Regions from separate parts of the Mus musculus genome. Here region 2 is linked to region 1. The links are chromatin loops, found by intact Hi-C in ENCODE. Cell type or tissue: left cerebral cortex. All regions are shown on one strand. Each heading gives the region's core, and the rest is flanking DNA. Links, peaks and the distances in the headings are about the cores only.

Evidence for each region. A loop is a pair of places that touch in the nucleus more often than their neighbours do. Peaks named below come from ENCODE experiments on the same cell type or tissue, not always from the same donor. Only the 100,000 strongest peaks of a DNase experiment are listed, where the experiment ranks them.
Region 2: it touches region 1 in a loop (2.1-fold over the local background); 4 of 42 quality-filtered maps call a loop at or near these places.

The regions. Positions count from the first base shown.
Region 1 is chr2:157,741,763-157,749,625 of GRCm38, forward strand. The region is part of intron 1 of Ctnnbl1 (catenin, beta like 1); the gene reads left to right. Among named protein-coding and RNA genes, the nearest start is that of Ctnnbl1, 8.3 kb to the left of the region's middle. In left cerebral cortex, for the core only: a CTCF peak has its summit at 4,153 (motif pointing right); DNase peaks (open chromatin) are centred at 5,206, 5,722 and 6,413; H3K27ac peaks cover 1,557 bases.
Region 2 is chr2:157,911,190-157,919,052 of GRCm38, forward strand. Vstm2l (V-set and transmembrane domain containing 2-like) reads left to right here and starts at 3,464. Exons shown (of 4, transcript NM_198627.2): 1 at 3,464-3,742. The coding sequence starts at 3,622. In left cerebral cortex, for the core only: CTCF peaks have their summits at 2,762 (motif pointing right) and 3,877 (motif pointing left); DNase peaks (open chromatin) are centred at 2,131, 2,319, 2,741, 3,343 and 3 more places; H3K4me3 peaks cover 2,030 bases; H3K27ac peaks cover 812 bases.

The DNA of each region.
Region 1 (7,863 bases), core at 1,491-6,490:
TTGTAAGCACTGTGGCATATAGTCAGCACTGGCAAAGCCGACTGCCACTGAGCACGGAAGCTCCCTGCGTGGGAACAGAAGGGAGCAAAGCTATCCCATTCCCAACTCAAGTGTTTGACTCAGTGTCCTGAGAGTTGGGGGTGTGCATTTGGGGTGATGCTAAAACTGGTGGTCAGGGACTGTCCACAAAGGCACCCTGGTCTAGACTCATCTGCATTCACTTAAGCTTTTCCCAGTTGAGACGACCCTTGCTTCTCCTGGGCACTGGTCTGCAGGCTTTTCAGCTTAAGCTGTACTTCTTCCCTGCCACTCAAAATGGAGAGCAAATCACTTAATCTCTCTGGGCCTCAGTTTCCTCCTATGCCTAATGAGGGGATTAAGTATGACTCTCTCCGAGGTCTCTAGTAGCTTTAAAATTCTGCTATACTAATTATTTAGGCCAGGGACTCCAGAGAGTCCAGGGGCTGAAAAAGCCTGATGGGGTGAAGAAGTTGGGGCTGGAGACCTGAGAGATTGGGGTTCTAATCCAGCCTTTATCAGCACTTATCTGGGTGTCACTTTCCCTCTCTGCACATCGTTCTTCCCGTTAGTTGTAAAGTGAGGAGGTCAGACAGTACAACTTCTGGTTCTTTCCATTCTGAAACTCAGGGTCTAAGGTGAGCAAGAAGAACTATCATACAGCAATAGGAAGTGTTTATTAAAAGTTTAACAATTTTTTTAGCATGCTTATTAAATTTCATTTTTTGGGGCAAGTCAGTGGGAAGATTGCAATTTTCTGCTGAGATTGGTTCTTCTGGTAATAGGCAGAAGAGCGCCTCAGTGCATGCCTTCTACCCTTGACAGATGTTAACAATTCATTTGAGAAGACAGGAGAATTACAATGTGGACAGGAGGTGGTGGGGAAAGTCTTAAAGAGGAAACCAGTTATGTTCCCAATATGGAAATGCACTTTTTGATGCCTTCAGGCTTAGACATCTCATCAAGAGGTGTGCCCAGCAGTGGCTTGGCAGAGAAGTTTCTGCCGCATAGGCGCAGAGCTGAACTCCAGGGCACTCTCATTAATACTCATTCCACAGATGTCTGGGAGAAAGTTCTTTTACCTCTGAAGTTTTGCAATAAAGAATTCACATTTAGTTCAGATTGGCTCGGTGGGAACGGCTGGCTTTGCACCACCAGAGAAATTCTCTTTGAGACAGATTGGGGTCAGAGACCCTTGGCTTGGGTGATATTGCAGACACCCACTCCCCCTGTCAGATGTGGGTAATATCAGCATTTTCTTGGATTGGAGGGGCTTCTACCAATCTCTGTTTTGCACCTCTCCCATTTCTTACTTTTGAAATAAATTTTAATGATAATGATAATCAACTGTCAAAAATAGTATGAAAGATTTTGAGGCGAGGAAAAACCATCACCCGTATCTAAGGACTATTTTTTTGTTTTCATATTCTCCCAGCTTGGGTACCTGTAAGTATTGCATATGGGTTCTTTTGTGTTGTTTATTTTAAGCATGCATTTCTTTTCTACATAGCTTTCATGCTGTTCTCTAACGTATGTGAGCTTTTGTTTGAATAATAGACCATTTTCCCCTCCATTATTTCTCCTCAGTTGGATATTTCGGTAGTATTCAGGTTTTTGTTCTTGGAGGTATATTGTGTGGAGCTTCTTTGTTCAAGTGGCATTTCTCTCTCCCCTTGTCACTCATAATTACTTTGTGCTATTTCCTGAGGTAAGGGTCACATGTGTTAAAATCATTGCGACCTGATCTGGGCTTGAAGAATTCATGATCTGAGATGTGAGGTGGGCATTTAAACACCTCACTGTGTGTAAGTATCCTGGGAGCACTGTGTAAGGAGCAGTTGGATAAGCTCAAGGAGGTGCTGGATCAGAGGGCGTGGATTCAGTTGGGTCATTGAGAAAAGAGAGGGCTTAGAATCCCAGCCCTGATGGAAGAGTCTGTGGGTGGCAGAGGAGGCTGGGAGGGGTCAGTTGCCAACTGTTAGGAGCAAAGTTGTGTGATGGGTGTTCAGGGAATTGGGGGAGTAGCCAGAGAGAGTGGGGTCCCTTTAGCTGCAGGGACAATGCGGCCAGCGCTCATGTGGGGCCACCCCTTCATTCAGCTCCATGCACTCCTGTTTACTGCATCCTGATAGTACTGCTTGTAGTGACTTACATTTCTGCCATTTATCTAGTAGGCACATAAAGCGCTAGCTCAGAGTTATTGAGTGAGTGTATTTTTCTTGTACATGTGTATCATTTGTACTTCTTGCTACCTGCTTCCCCCTGTTAAAACAGTTTGTAATTGAGCCTTTTCAGTTTTTGTTTTTGTTGTTCTTGGGCGTGTAAGGCACATTATTGAAAGTCTGAACTCTTGAGTTCAAAATGCATCCTTCATTTTTGTGGCAGCTTCATGTTATGTTCTAACCCTGAGAATATTATTCTGATCATACTGAAAGAGACTGCTTTTTGCATGACAGCTTCATGCTTTCCCAGGTTAATTTTGTTAGCAAGCTGGCTATAAATAACAGGTAAAGAGCAAGTTCCACTGGTGTTCCTTCCCCATTTATTTCCTCTCTCCATGTTTTTTCTCCTGTAAGTTCATTTCTTCTCGCCATGACTTCCTCATCTGTCTTTCCTCCCGCTCATTCTTATCACAGAATATACAGTATGCTCCTGTGCCTCCTGTAAATTCAGGGAGGCAGCCAGCATCTAGCAGCATGTCTTACCATCCTCAGTGTCCAGTAATAGTTGTTTGGGAACGGCTTGTGTATTAATTTTTTTAATGCTAAGATCAAATACTTGACAGAAAGCAAGTAAAGAGTGCAAAGGTTTGTTTTGGTCACAGTGTTTTGGTCACAGGGAATACAATTTATATTAGTTACTCTCCTGTTGCTGTGATTGAATCCTGACAAAAAGCAACTTAAGAAAAGGTTTCGTCTGGCTCACAGTTCCAGAATATAGAGTCCTCCCCGGTGGGGAAGGGATGCAGCCGGAGCATGAGGCTGCCGGGCAGGCAGTCAGGGAGCAGAGAGGTCACATTTCCTGTGCACATGGGCACATAGGAAGTGCTGCCAGGCTATAAACCTTCAATGCCCGCCCTCAGTGATGGGCTTCCTGCAGCAAGGCTCTGCCTTCTAAAGAGTTCAGAACCTTCCTAAACAGCGGTACCAACTGGGGACCAAGTGTTCAGACACTGGAGCCTTTGGGGGGCATCCCTCATTCTAGTCACTATCGTTCCATTGTGGTAGGGATCACATGGCAGCCAGCATGTGAGGGCCTGGTCACATTGCATCCACAATCAGGAAGCAGAGATGATCAACTGGTGATCAGCTGGAATTTTCTTTTCACTTATTTCTGGAACCTAGTCCATGGGCTGGTATTCAGGGAAGGTCTTCCCTCCTGGGTCAAAAACTCCCACACAGATACACCCAAAGGTGTGTTTCCATGTTGCTTCTAAAGATTTATTTATTGCTATTTTATAAGTGTAAGTGTTTTTCTGTGTTGTACATATGTGTACCATGTGCATGCTTTGTGGCCAAAGAGGCCAGAGGAGGGCATTAAATTTCCTGAAACCTGGAGTTACAGATGGTTGTGAACTGCCAAGTGGGTGCTGGGAGCTGAATCCAGGTCCTCTGGAAGAGCAGCAAGTGCTTTTAACTGCAGAGCCATCTTACCAGCCTTGGGGGTGGGGTGGGGGGTGGGGGCTGGGGCTAGTCAAGTGCAGATTAACGGTGGGGACGGGATATGTGTGCTGTGGAGTTTCCTTCTTTTGGAAGCTCACCCTCCTCTGCCTCGCTTGCTGGCTGGGATGGTGCCCTTCCTTTCCCTTCCGAGGACGGTTGTCACATCACCTTCTGAACAGTTTTTCTCTTACATTTTTGTACATTTGTTTTTCAAGACAGGGTTTTTCTTTGTAGCCTTGGCTGTCCTGGAACTCACTTTGTAGATTAGGCTGACCTGGAACTCAAGAGATTCACCTGCCTCTGCCTCCTGGGCACTGGGATCAAAGGTGTGCGCCACCACCACCTGGCTCTTATTTATTAGTTTATTTGTTTATTTGTTTATTTATTTATTTATTTATTTATTTTAAATTAGTTATTTTATGTGTGTGGCTGTTTTGCTGCACATATGTGAACCTTCTGGGTGCAGTGCACTCAGAGTCCAGAAGAGGGCATCAGATACCCTGGGAATGGAATTACAGACAGTTATGATCTGCTATATGGGTGCCGGGAATTAGATTTCTCTGGAAGAGCTGCAGTATCCTTAATCAATGACCCATCTCCCAGTCCCTAATTTACCTAATTTAACTCTTTAAAAAAGTGTGTGTGTGTGCATGTGCTCGCACCTGCTGCCGGCTCTCTCACTAATGCTCCATTTTTTTAGTTCAGTGTTCTGTGGAGGTTCCTGCATTTAATTGTCATAGTTCTTTGGTTCCTGTGTCAGAGTTTGAAGAGTACTGGTTTAAAAAACCCACATCGTTGAAGAATGCCTGTGCCCTTTTCTGTCAGCTATTTCTTGGGCCTCACTGTTCCTAACTTTTTTTTTTTTTTTTTGGTTTTTTGAGACAGGGTTTTTCTGTATAGTCCTGGCTGTCCTGGAACTCACTTTGTAGACCAGGCTGGCCTCGAACTCAGAAATCTGCCTGCCTCTGCCTCCCGAGTGCTGGGATTAAAGGCGTGCACCACCACGCCTGGCTTGTTCCCAACTTTTTACTAGGTGTGGCTGTAGGCCCAGTCTTGTCCCTTCAGAGGAGCCCATCCAGTCTTCCGCTTCAGCTCCTTTATGTAGCTACCTGTTAGCCCTGGAGCTCTGATTGACATTTCTTGTGTCGACTGAACTTCTGGCCAGATGTTCAGCTATCACACAATCCTCTGCTTCCTCCTCTGCCCGCCCGCCCGCCCGCCCGCCCTCCCTTCCTCCCAGCCCAACTTTACATTTTAGTCAGGGCTGTCAGCTGCTCAGTGACTTGAAAGAAGCCTTGGGGCTCTTTCTCAGAGATGAAAGTGCTGCGAGATGAAAGATTCTCTCCCCCTAGACCGCATGAGCTTGTGAGCCAACTCCTTCCAGGAGGAGAAGGCCTGTGCCTGTGTGAGTGACTGACTCAGTCTGGGTAGGAAGAGGCCCAGTGAAGCTTGGGGAGCTTGCATTCCAGAGGGAGCTCCAAAGGTTTGAGGTCCCGGCACCCAGTGCCACACAGTGCTGCCACATGGGGTGGCATCAGCAAGGTGTGGGATCCTGAGCCAAACAGTCCCACTGTGGGACAGAGGCTTCCCAGAGGAGGAGGGCTGTGTCCTTAAGAGCCTTCTTTTTGTCCTCGTGTTTCCACCATCACCTCAAGCTGTAGCCCTGCAAGGCTTTGCCACTCAGGTGGCTTCCCAGATGTGGTGCTGTGGTGCTGTTGTCACGGTAGATAAGGGTCCATTTCCTTTGTATGCTGACAGACAATGCTCTTCTTCAGGCATGGAGGTCATATAGAGGTAGATGCAGCAGCCACTCCCTCTCCATTTCAGAAAGACTGGTTGGGGTAGGTCATAGTGAATAAATAGCCTCCTTAATTCTGGGGGTAAAATTGGTGACCAGTCTCTTTCTGTGCTTTCAGTGGCTGCCACTGTTTTTCAGTTGGGGGATTGAATGTATAAGGTTGAACACGATAGAGAATTTTTTCTATATAAAAATGACTGCATCAGGGAATGCAGAGGTTCAAAATAGCTCGTCAGTACTGTGGGAGGAAAGAATGGGAAACCTGTGAAGTAGCTTTAATGTTTAGCATGGCAGATGAATGCAGACTGTGGGTCAGATGGTCTGCATTTGAACCCCAGTCCTGCTGAGAGCTAGCTGTGTGACCTTGGTCCAGTTAATTAACCTCTTTAAGCCTTGGCTTTTATCTTTCAAATGGAGATCATCTAACAGGACTACCTCTAGTTCACCATCTCTAGAAATATTCTTACGTTATCATTACCATCTTTTAAAAACAAACAACCCCAAGGTCTTACCTTGTAGTCCTGACTGCCTTGGAATTCTATGTAGACCAGGCTGGCCTGGAACTCACAGGTCTGCTGCTGCTGATTTTTGAGTGCTGGGATTAAAGGCATGTGCCTCCGTGTCTGGGTATCACCTATATTAAAAAACCCAAAAAAACAAACAAACAAAAAACCAAAAAACAACAGGATTAAATGAGGCAGCGTGGCTGGTATAGTTCTCAGTAAATAGAAGCTGTTTATTTTTGATATGCCAAACAAACATGTTACCAGGAAGCAAGTTTGTCTTAAATTTTGCAAAGCTGCCTCAGTGTTCCCAAGATCTTTGGTTCCTTGGAGAATAAGGCTTAGAATTCAATAAAGCAAAATGAGAACAGTTTGTCACCCACACTTCCACAGTGTAGCATATTCTCAGTAGGCTAGAGCACAGCCCTGTTCCACCACAGTTAGCCGTCACCGATAGCAAAAATTATGCCTCCAGCAGCTGCCATTTGTTCCCCAGGTCTCCTCCTCAGCACTGGGAAATCACAGTTCCTGCTTAGCAGGTACCAGGAGTCTCACTTACAAATCACCTCTTCCTTTGTCTTTTCCTCCCAGTCATCCTGAGGGAAGTGGGTGGTTTTGATCTGAGTCTTTTGTAGCTGGAGAGAAGCTGGAATTAGGAGATGGAGCCTGAGTTCTGAGCCTTCTTTTGCCTTTTCGGAGTCAGCCATTGGCCTTTTCACCTGACTTGTTCAGAGCCGGTTTCTTTTCCATAGAGTTCCAGAGTGAGCTTAGGATCCCAGCTCCATACAGGCTGGCGGATAGACACACAGTGGGTTATCCTTGTCCTGGAGGTTAGTAAATAGCCACGGAGCTCTTATCTTTATTTTTTGGTGTGTGTATGGCCGGGTTGCAAGTGCCCTCCCTCCCCTTGCCCCCTTGGGGTGTGTGTTTGTGTGCACAAGTCAGGGTTACAGGAAAAAATGTTGGTTATCATCTTCACTTACTCTCCACCGTTTGAGACAAGATGTCACCTGGAAGCTTATTTGTCCAGACTGGCTGGCCAGTGAGCTGCAGGGATCTGCCGATCTCCACCTCTCCAGCGCTGCGGTTATAGGTATAGGCTGCTGTGCCTGGAACACAGGTCACTGTGGTTTTGTGACACGTACTTTACTGACTAATCCAATCACCCTGACCCCTTGATTTTGGTTTTTGTTTTTGTTGTTTTAGGTGGAGTCTAGCTGTGTAGCTCAAATTGGCTGGGAATCCATGATCCTCCTGCTTCAGCCTCCCATGTGCTAGCATTACAGGTGCTACTACCATGCTCAGCAAAATATTGTTAGCCTTGTGTAGACACACCATCCACCTCAGTCCTGGCCTTCCCATTAGCCTTGCAGTACTAACTGACCCCAGAAGGATCCAAAACAGCAAAATACCTGCTTTCCAAAAGCAGGTAGGATTGATCATTGAACAAGTTGCTTGATGTCATTCACATGCTTATTGTGTTAATGCCCAGAATTGAGAGGTGGCCAGAGGGCTTCCCAGCTGGGATTCCACTGGACTTTAACTAATCGTCCCTCTGTATCAGCACTCTAGTATGGACTGTTGGAAGGCTGTTTTCTTTGCAGCTCTTGAGTTTATCAGGTTGTCTTTCACTGGTTTCTCCGCCCACGGTACTTCAGTGGAATCTCAGATTAGTGATTAATGATGAGAGAAAGTATTGGGCATTTTGATGTCACGTAATGGCTTAGCTGAAACAGGGTTGCAGCCGTTGGTCAGGGGGAAGACAGACCTACCAAAGATCCAGCAGAACATCGAAGCTCAGCGATAAAAGAGGACTATTGATCAGTCGGGGGTGGCTGCTGAGAGAAGCCTGTAATGAGGTAGAAGGTGGAGCAGGTTGTAT
Region 2 (7,863 bases), core at 978-5,977, 170 kb after region 1:
GGAAATTTAATTAAAGGGGGGAGAAACGGGGACACCTTGAGTTCCCTGCCTCCTGTTAGAATGAGTGAAATACGCAGGCTATAAATGGAGGTGCTGTCGGAGACGCAGCTCTGATGTTTTATTGCCAAGTTTTATTCGCTGATGTAAACGTAATCGCTGGCAACTGGAGTTCTATTAATGCACATATCTCCACACACCCAGGGCCCCGCCTGCCCCACCCCCACCTCTGGGCTGTTTTACTCACCTCCCAGGTCAGCCCTGGTGCTGTCTTAGGCATGCTAGTGCCAAGTCTGGATTTCCCTGCCGGTTTCATACCCTCTCATGGCAGATAAGGCTTTAATAGAATTCCATTGCTCCTCTGAGCTCAGTAATGCATTCTAGAAATTAGGCAGCTGTATCCTAAAGCCATTGTTCCCCCTTACAAATGGGCTCCCTCAAAGCCAGTGACCGTGGGGTCTCGATAAGCTTTCATGAAGCCTCGCTCCCATGTTATTGGTGTGTGCAAGGTGCGGCTCTGGCTTACATTGCTCATTGTTAGGTCCTGATACATTTAAGTCGTTTCCCCATGAATCAGGCAGCTCAGGTATTTCCCCCCTCGTGACATTGATAGATGAGCGAGAGGAAGCCATTTAGACGGTGCTCTATAGGGCCCTGGCCCGCACGGTGAATGATTTCCAATGCCTAGTTTAATTTATTTTTAAATGAAATTTGTTATTGATTCTGGATTAAAAGGACAAATCTTACGGCTGTTACCACTGACAGAGCCACAGTGCTCAAGTGACACCTTTCAAGGAGGGAAGGGGGGGTGGCCTCCCAGAGTCAAGGGGAGGGTGGGGACTCTCTAGTGAGCTCTGCAGACTTGGCAGTGAGAACACAAGGTCCCCTGCTTGGAGCAACTTTGAGATGAGCTTCTTTCCCAGCTAAAGGATTTGCTCACCTTCCAAGCCTCATTTGTGTAGGGGAAATAGCAGTGATATTTGCCTCACACCATCCACATGACTGCTGGATGCTTGCTTAGTTGCCTCCAGGGACAGGAGACTTACTCTCTCCTGGAGCATTCCAGAGCTCTGTGAGTGATTAGAATGCTCTGCCCCGGTAGATTCCTGGAGACTTTCTGGGGACAGTGTGTGGGTACTCTCTGCCTCACCCAACTCAGTCGTTTCAGACTCTGTGCTTTGCATTTGGATCAGGGATGCAGACAAGAAACAATTACACAAGGAAAGCATATAGCCTGGAGAGTCACCGCATCTGGCTCTGCTACTCACGCATGCACTTTGCACAAGTGACTCCATCTCCCTGAGCTTCAGTCTCCTTGACTGTGAAAGGAGGATATTAGTCTCAGGGGTCAGGAGTGTAAATGGTGGAACCCAGTGTAGTCTGGGCCACTCCAGTGATGGGCCAGGAGTCTCAATGGCCATTACTAAAGTTGTAGGTCATTCTCTTTATCCAAACCTCAGGCAGCAATTTAGAAACTTTAATTAAAGGGGGTGGGGGTGGGAGATGGAGACATCTCAGGTTCCCCTGCCTCAGGAGTCACGGATATGAATATGGTGTGTAAACTGTACTGGTATGGGGGATACAAGTGGAGCAGGTGGGTGCAATGGGAGAGTCCTGAGATGAGAGACAGAGGACTTGGACCTTGTTCAGGAAAGCCCTCCCTGGTTCTTACCTTCCAAAGCTGTAACAAGGAGGGCTGAGTTAAGGCTGCTCAGATATATGCCTGAGAGTCTGGTCTCTACTTCCTGGACCAACACACTTTTAGCATTGCCCTGCTTTAAGCAGCAAGTTCAGCCTTTCTGAGCCTCAGTTTCCTGACAATGATAGGACAGATATAGTACCTAGAGGCTGTTCTGGAAGGACCTGAGACTTCTTGTCCCTTTGCTGTGCCCTTCCCTCCAGTCTCACTCAGTCTCTGTCTCTCTGTCTGCCCCTCTTCATATTTTGAAATGTATTTATTTACTTCCAATCTGCGTTTGAAGAGGAGAACACTCGGGTCCGATCCCCGGTTCTGCCACCACAGTGTTCTGGAAAGATCTTGGATAGGAGTTTAAAGAGCCTCTGCACAGCTGGCTGATGCTGAAGAGGAGCTGTCCGTGGTGCTGAAACTGTGCCTCTAACATGCAACACCTAGCAGGGAGGGAAACTTGAGTTGATCCTGGTGACAACAGTATACTATCCACCATAATATCTGAAAGGGGCATAGGGAGACAGAATAAAGACAGCAAGCACGGTGTGTCACTCCGCTTTTTAGATCTCTCAAACTTTAGGTACTGTGAGCCGTGCTGGAAGCTGGATCCCTGCGGTGCTGTGTGTGTGGAGCGGGGATCTGTCCACGGTGCTGAACCCTCGCATCTAATCACCCCCGAGGCGCTGTCCGCGGTTCTTAAAGGATGAAACGAAAAGGGTGCTGTCCGCAATGCTGAAACAATGCCTGCCGGCGAAGGCAGAGGAGAAATGAGGGTAGGAAGAATCCTTCCCGGGGTCCGAAACCTTGCTCCGGATCTTCTCAAGACCTCGGAGAAGGCAGCCTTATGAAATAGGCTTTTCTTTAAAATAACCCCCCAACCCTCTTTTCCTGTCACAAAAGCCTCAGTTAAAGAGTCAAGGAAGGAATCAGAATTGGACTGCCACTCTTGGGAATGAAAGAGTCTTCATGGTTTACACACACAGACACACACACACACACACACACACACACACACACACTCCATCTAGACCTTTCATCTAGGGAGAGCCTTACAGTCCAGAAGGGGGCGATCCAGTTCACTGTGTAGAACCCCAACACCTCTAAGCTAGGAGCCCCACTAACTGCTGAGTCCCAGAGACAGGAACCACAATGATAACTACATTGTGTGGGCGCCACGATGTTCCCCACTTTACCCACCTAACTCCAAAGACCCCCCCCCCCCCAACCCCCGACACACACTGCTTCTGGTGGTGGCGTCTGTCCCCATTTTTCAGACGAAGAACTCGAGGACAGGAGAAACTACGCGTGATCACACGGGGACCCCAAAGCTGCCAGATCTTAAACTAGTTCACCTATGTCTCATCCCGGGTGCGCCCCCCACCCCTATTCACCTGTCCTGCACCTCGCCTGGCCCTGGCCCCAACACTACCCAGCTGGCAAAGTTGAGCGGCCCCTCCAGCGCACGGGTCTGGTGGCAGGTCGGATGTTTATCCCCAACGATCGGATTTCGACTCCCAACACCCTAGTGTTCCGCCCTGCGGGGGGTTAGGTCCCCAGGTGGCCTTCCACCCCCGGGCCTGCCCCACCCCCGCTCCCGCGCGGGAGGCCAGTTGCGAGTACCGCTTTAAAAATCCCAGCCTGGGCAAAACTTTGATGATAAATCAAGCTGCGGATCCCTCCGCCGCCGCCGGCTCAGGGCGGGGAGCGAGGGGGAGGGCGGGTGCGCGGCGGCGCGGAGTGGCCTTCCGCGCAAGCGAAGAGTCCCGCAGTCGGAGGCGGCGGGCTGGGCGTGCGCTCGCTGCCTGCAGCCGGGGCCGGGCCGGGGCCAGCAGGAGAGGGCGGCGGCGGCGCCGGGCAGGGTACGGCGGGCGCGGGCTTTGCGGGCTGCGGAGCCCCGATGTGAGGCGGCGGCGCCCCCGGCCGGAGCGCGCAGCATGGGGGCCCCGCTGGCCGCGGCGCTGGGCGCCCTCCACTACCTGGCACTTTTCCTGCAACTCGGCGGCGCCACGCGACCCGCAGGCCATGCGCCCTGGGACAACCACGTCTCCGGACACGGTGAGTTTGCGCGCAGCCCCCACGGACTTCCCCCCACTGAACCCCACCCCGGTCGCAGCCGCTCCAACTTGGCGGTCGCGGTGCTCGAACCTGCGCCGACTGATGCTATGGCCCAGAGTTCCGGGGCGCCCTCTGCTGGGACTGGGGACCCACCCTGTCTCCTATCGGGGCCAGCTCTGCGAGAAGGGGTTCCCAAGAGCACACTCGCTCTGGCCCCAGCTCGCAGAAGACCCCCTCCACGCGCGTACACACTCACACGGATACACACACCTCTGCGACCATACAGATGTCTCCAACCGCGGACACACTCAGCCACGCTCACTGCATCCCACACTCACAACTCTGCACATCCCCTCTGAGCCTCTCCTCGCTGGTAAATATACTTGTGCCCACTACGCACACGAATCAGACACTGGCTGGTGGCTCACCCTGCCAGCTGGCACTCGGGCACACACGCTTCGCTTCGCCACAACTCTTGCCTGTCTGCCTGCAGACACGGATACACATGCACGCACGCACTTGTGCACACACTTTGCCCACCCACTTCTCTCTGCCCCGATTCCTTTCTCCTTTGTGGGTTTAACGCTGAAACTGCTCCTGCATCCTCTTCATCAGGATCCATCCCTTCCACGGCCGGGAATGGTCCTGAGGGGCGCCAGATGCTGTTGCTTAAGACCTGCTAGCCTGGGTGGCAGCTTCCTTTGCCATCCATGTGGGTGGGTGGCATCCAGGGGTAGGGACAGTCTGGGGATAAGAAGGTAGGGACGGAGAGCTGGGATACACTGGAGTAGTTGAGGTCTATTCTTTCAGCTAGAGGCCAGGAGTAAAGAGGAATGTAGGGTGTTTGTCCCTGGGGGGATCATGAACCCCTTGAATCCTACAGGACACCCCCATCTCGGGGACCCCATCTCAACCTTGCCCCTAGAGGACTGAAATGTTGAACTCCAGCATTGTGGGAGCAAGGAGAAAGCAAGTGCTGCCTGCACGAGTGTCTGAAGCGCCTTTCCTCCCCACAGGAGCCCAAGTTGGCAGCAGAGTTGGGTGGTGTGGGGCAGGCAGCTGTGGAGGCTCCCTGCCCCTGAGCCATGCTGTGTGATGGGGCAGGGGTGGTTGAAACCAGAGGTGACCCTGCTTCCGTCCATCCCTTCCCTCATCAGAGGCTACAGCACACGTGCTGTGCTCTGTGTGCCCAGGCTGGGAGAGGTTTGAACAAAGGGCTGAGAACAGGATGATTTCTTTTGATGGGAGTGAGTTAAAGGTGTGCGCCAGAGCCTGGAAACCCAGGCAAGGCCTTTTACAGGTGTGCTGCACGATTGGGGTTGCTCCAGAGGGAGGGGTTTTCAAAGCCATGCTCAGAATTCCTGTGCCTAAGGGAAGCCCAGATCCCCGTATCTACATACACCTCACCTCCTCGCTATGTTGGACAAAAACCTCTCACATACCTTGATGTCCATCATGATTTCTGCTGGCCTGGCAGGAAAGGTAGAAAACAGGGAAAGGACTATTTTGATGCTCTATTCACAGAGGAGAAATCAAGTCTCAGAGAGGTGAAGGGAGTTGCCCAAGGTCACACAGTGAGAGAGCGGCTGAGCCAAGACTGGCTCCAGGGTCTGTCAGGCGAGAAGCAGCACTTTGTCCAGGTCATTTCTCTCCCTGTCACATTTTTTTTTCTCATTCAGGGGAAACTGGGAATTCCTCCCTTCTCTCCCCTCCCGTCTGCCTGTCCAGCTCAGTTCCTTGGCACTGTCAAAACTTATACTAGGAGGCCTCTTCAAGAAGGACTTGCCTTTCTGAGTTTGAGATCCCTTGAGGTACAAACATAGAACTCTGAGGCCTATGGTCATTGTCTTTGGGGCACCAGACCCTCCGAATTTGGGTCATTCTTGAGTAAGCAGGCTCTTTCCTTTGTGTGACAGTCTCCTCCTGCCCCCTGGTGCCAGCTGCGCTGAGAGGGGCACAGCCCTACTGATCTTCTCATCCCCACTCTGGACCAACCCCTGAATTGGGGATTCAGGGAGGTGCTGGATGCAAAGGGGACAGGACCAGTTTCTGAGAATCTGATCTCCTCTTGACTGTCTCTGGGTAAATGGGTCACCCCTTGGGACCTCCTCTGCTCTGTCCCTCAAGAGATGGCCCCACTGCTCTGCAGGGGCCCGTCCACCCTCTCGACATTGCCAGGCTCAAAGTCACCAAGCACTGGCTGCTAAGGAGCCCCACAGCTGCCCCTCTGCTGGGTCCAGCACCCTGTCACCACAGGAAGGGTCTGGAGCCACTCACTTAATCACAAAAAGAAACAGTTATTAATGATAGTGAGACGCGGCGAATAAGTGGGTCATGTCTAATAAGCCATTTGTGTTCAGGAGGAGAATACCAATTTGATAAAAGCTGTGTGTGCTGAAAAAGCCCCGAAATTGCTGTTTAGCAGATTGGAGCCTGATCGTTTCATTATTCCTGGGCTCCGCATGTCCTCAGCTGATTCAGGGAATAAGGCCAGGTCAGGATGGTGTCTATGGGTTTAGGAGAAAGGGTTGGGGCTCGGAGCAGGGAGTCCTAGGGATGAACCCACAAACCTCAACTGCTTAGCTTGGTGTCAGCTCACGGCTGCAGCTCCACCTGATCCTGCCCAGCCACCAGCTATTGCCTTGCACCTGTCTGTCCCTGGGGTTGTCACACGGAGTGTCTGTGACCAGGCAGGTCAGCCAGCAAGGATGTCTGTTTACTCCCCAACACCCCCCTCCCCCAACGTCCACTCAACCGCCTTCAGAGGAAGCATCGCCAAAGCTTGCAGAATGGATGGTGCCTGGCTCTCAGAAGGCACCCGAACCCCAGCACTCAGAGACAGGATGGGGAGACTCACACCTCCTACATCGCAATGGCAGCTGCTCTGGCTTTCCTCACAAGAAAAGGGCAGCTCATGGCTATGCCCCTAGCAGGGGTGGGAGGGGATGGACCTACAGTGTATGGAATGCTGACTGTGTGTTCTAAGTGCCCAGACCTCTCCCCACTGTGAACTCATGCAGGCTGGCATTAGATAGATACTCAAGAAAACTGCGTTTGGAGAGCTCACCAAACGACTCACCCAAGGTCACTGTGCCTGTGCAGAACCTGGAGGACCACATCAGAATAAGGGGTGCCAGTGACTCTGGATCTATCATCTCGAGGCCAGCCTCTGGGCAGACTCAGCCTAGTCCTGTAATGAACTTCTTTCTCTGCAGAGCCCTAACTCCAGGGGGGGTTCCCCGGGGAACCGTTAAGGCCGCATGTTTCACCAAGAGGGACCAGAAGCTCTGGAAGGAGGCAGATCTTACTGGAGTCCATATCTAAGCTTCCTGTGCTTTTTCTGGGTGTGGACAGGAAGGCAGAAGCTTTGTGAAGACATTTATAGGCCCTAGTCTGAGCCCACCAGGTTATTTGTGATAATGTATATGCCCCCATAGGCCTGCCTGCCCCTCCCTCCCTCCCTCCCTCCCTCCCTCCTTCCTTCCTTCCTTCCTTCCTTCCTTCCTTCCTTCCTTCCTTCCTTCCTTCCTTCCTTTTCTTCTTTTTTTCCATTTGTTTATTTTGTGGAGGTGCACATGTGGAGGTCAGAGGAAACATGCAGGAATTGGTTCTCTCTCGCCACTGTATGAGTCCTGGGGTTTGAACTCAGTTTGTCAGACTTGGCAGCAAACACCTTTACCTGCTGAGCCATCTCTGCTCCCTTCTTTCAGTCGTGCAGGGGGGGGGGGGATCAAGCCCAGGGCCTTGTACTTGCCGGGTAAGAACTGTCCCGCTGAGCTACGCCTCGGTCCCCGCCCCCATCTGCATTTTAATGAACTCCTAGGCAGCTCTTGGCATCTGGAGACGGGGAAGCCCTGCCTCCAACAGTCACCCCTACCTGCTAGGGATGGAGAGTGGGAATCACCGAGTACTGAGCTTGCTTTGGCTTCCTGAGGAGGAGTGATCTAGACAGAGAAGCCTCGAAAACCCACTGCAGCAGGCAGCCCCCAACCCAGCCCACCACCTTCAATTATTAACGTCTCCCTAGTGCAGACAGAGCCCCCAGCTTGGCCTGGCTCTCAGTCCAGTGAGTGATTGCTGCTCTGAGGTGCTCTGCATTGCCAGGAAGAAGCAATGGGGTG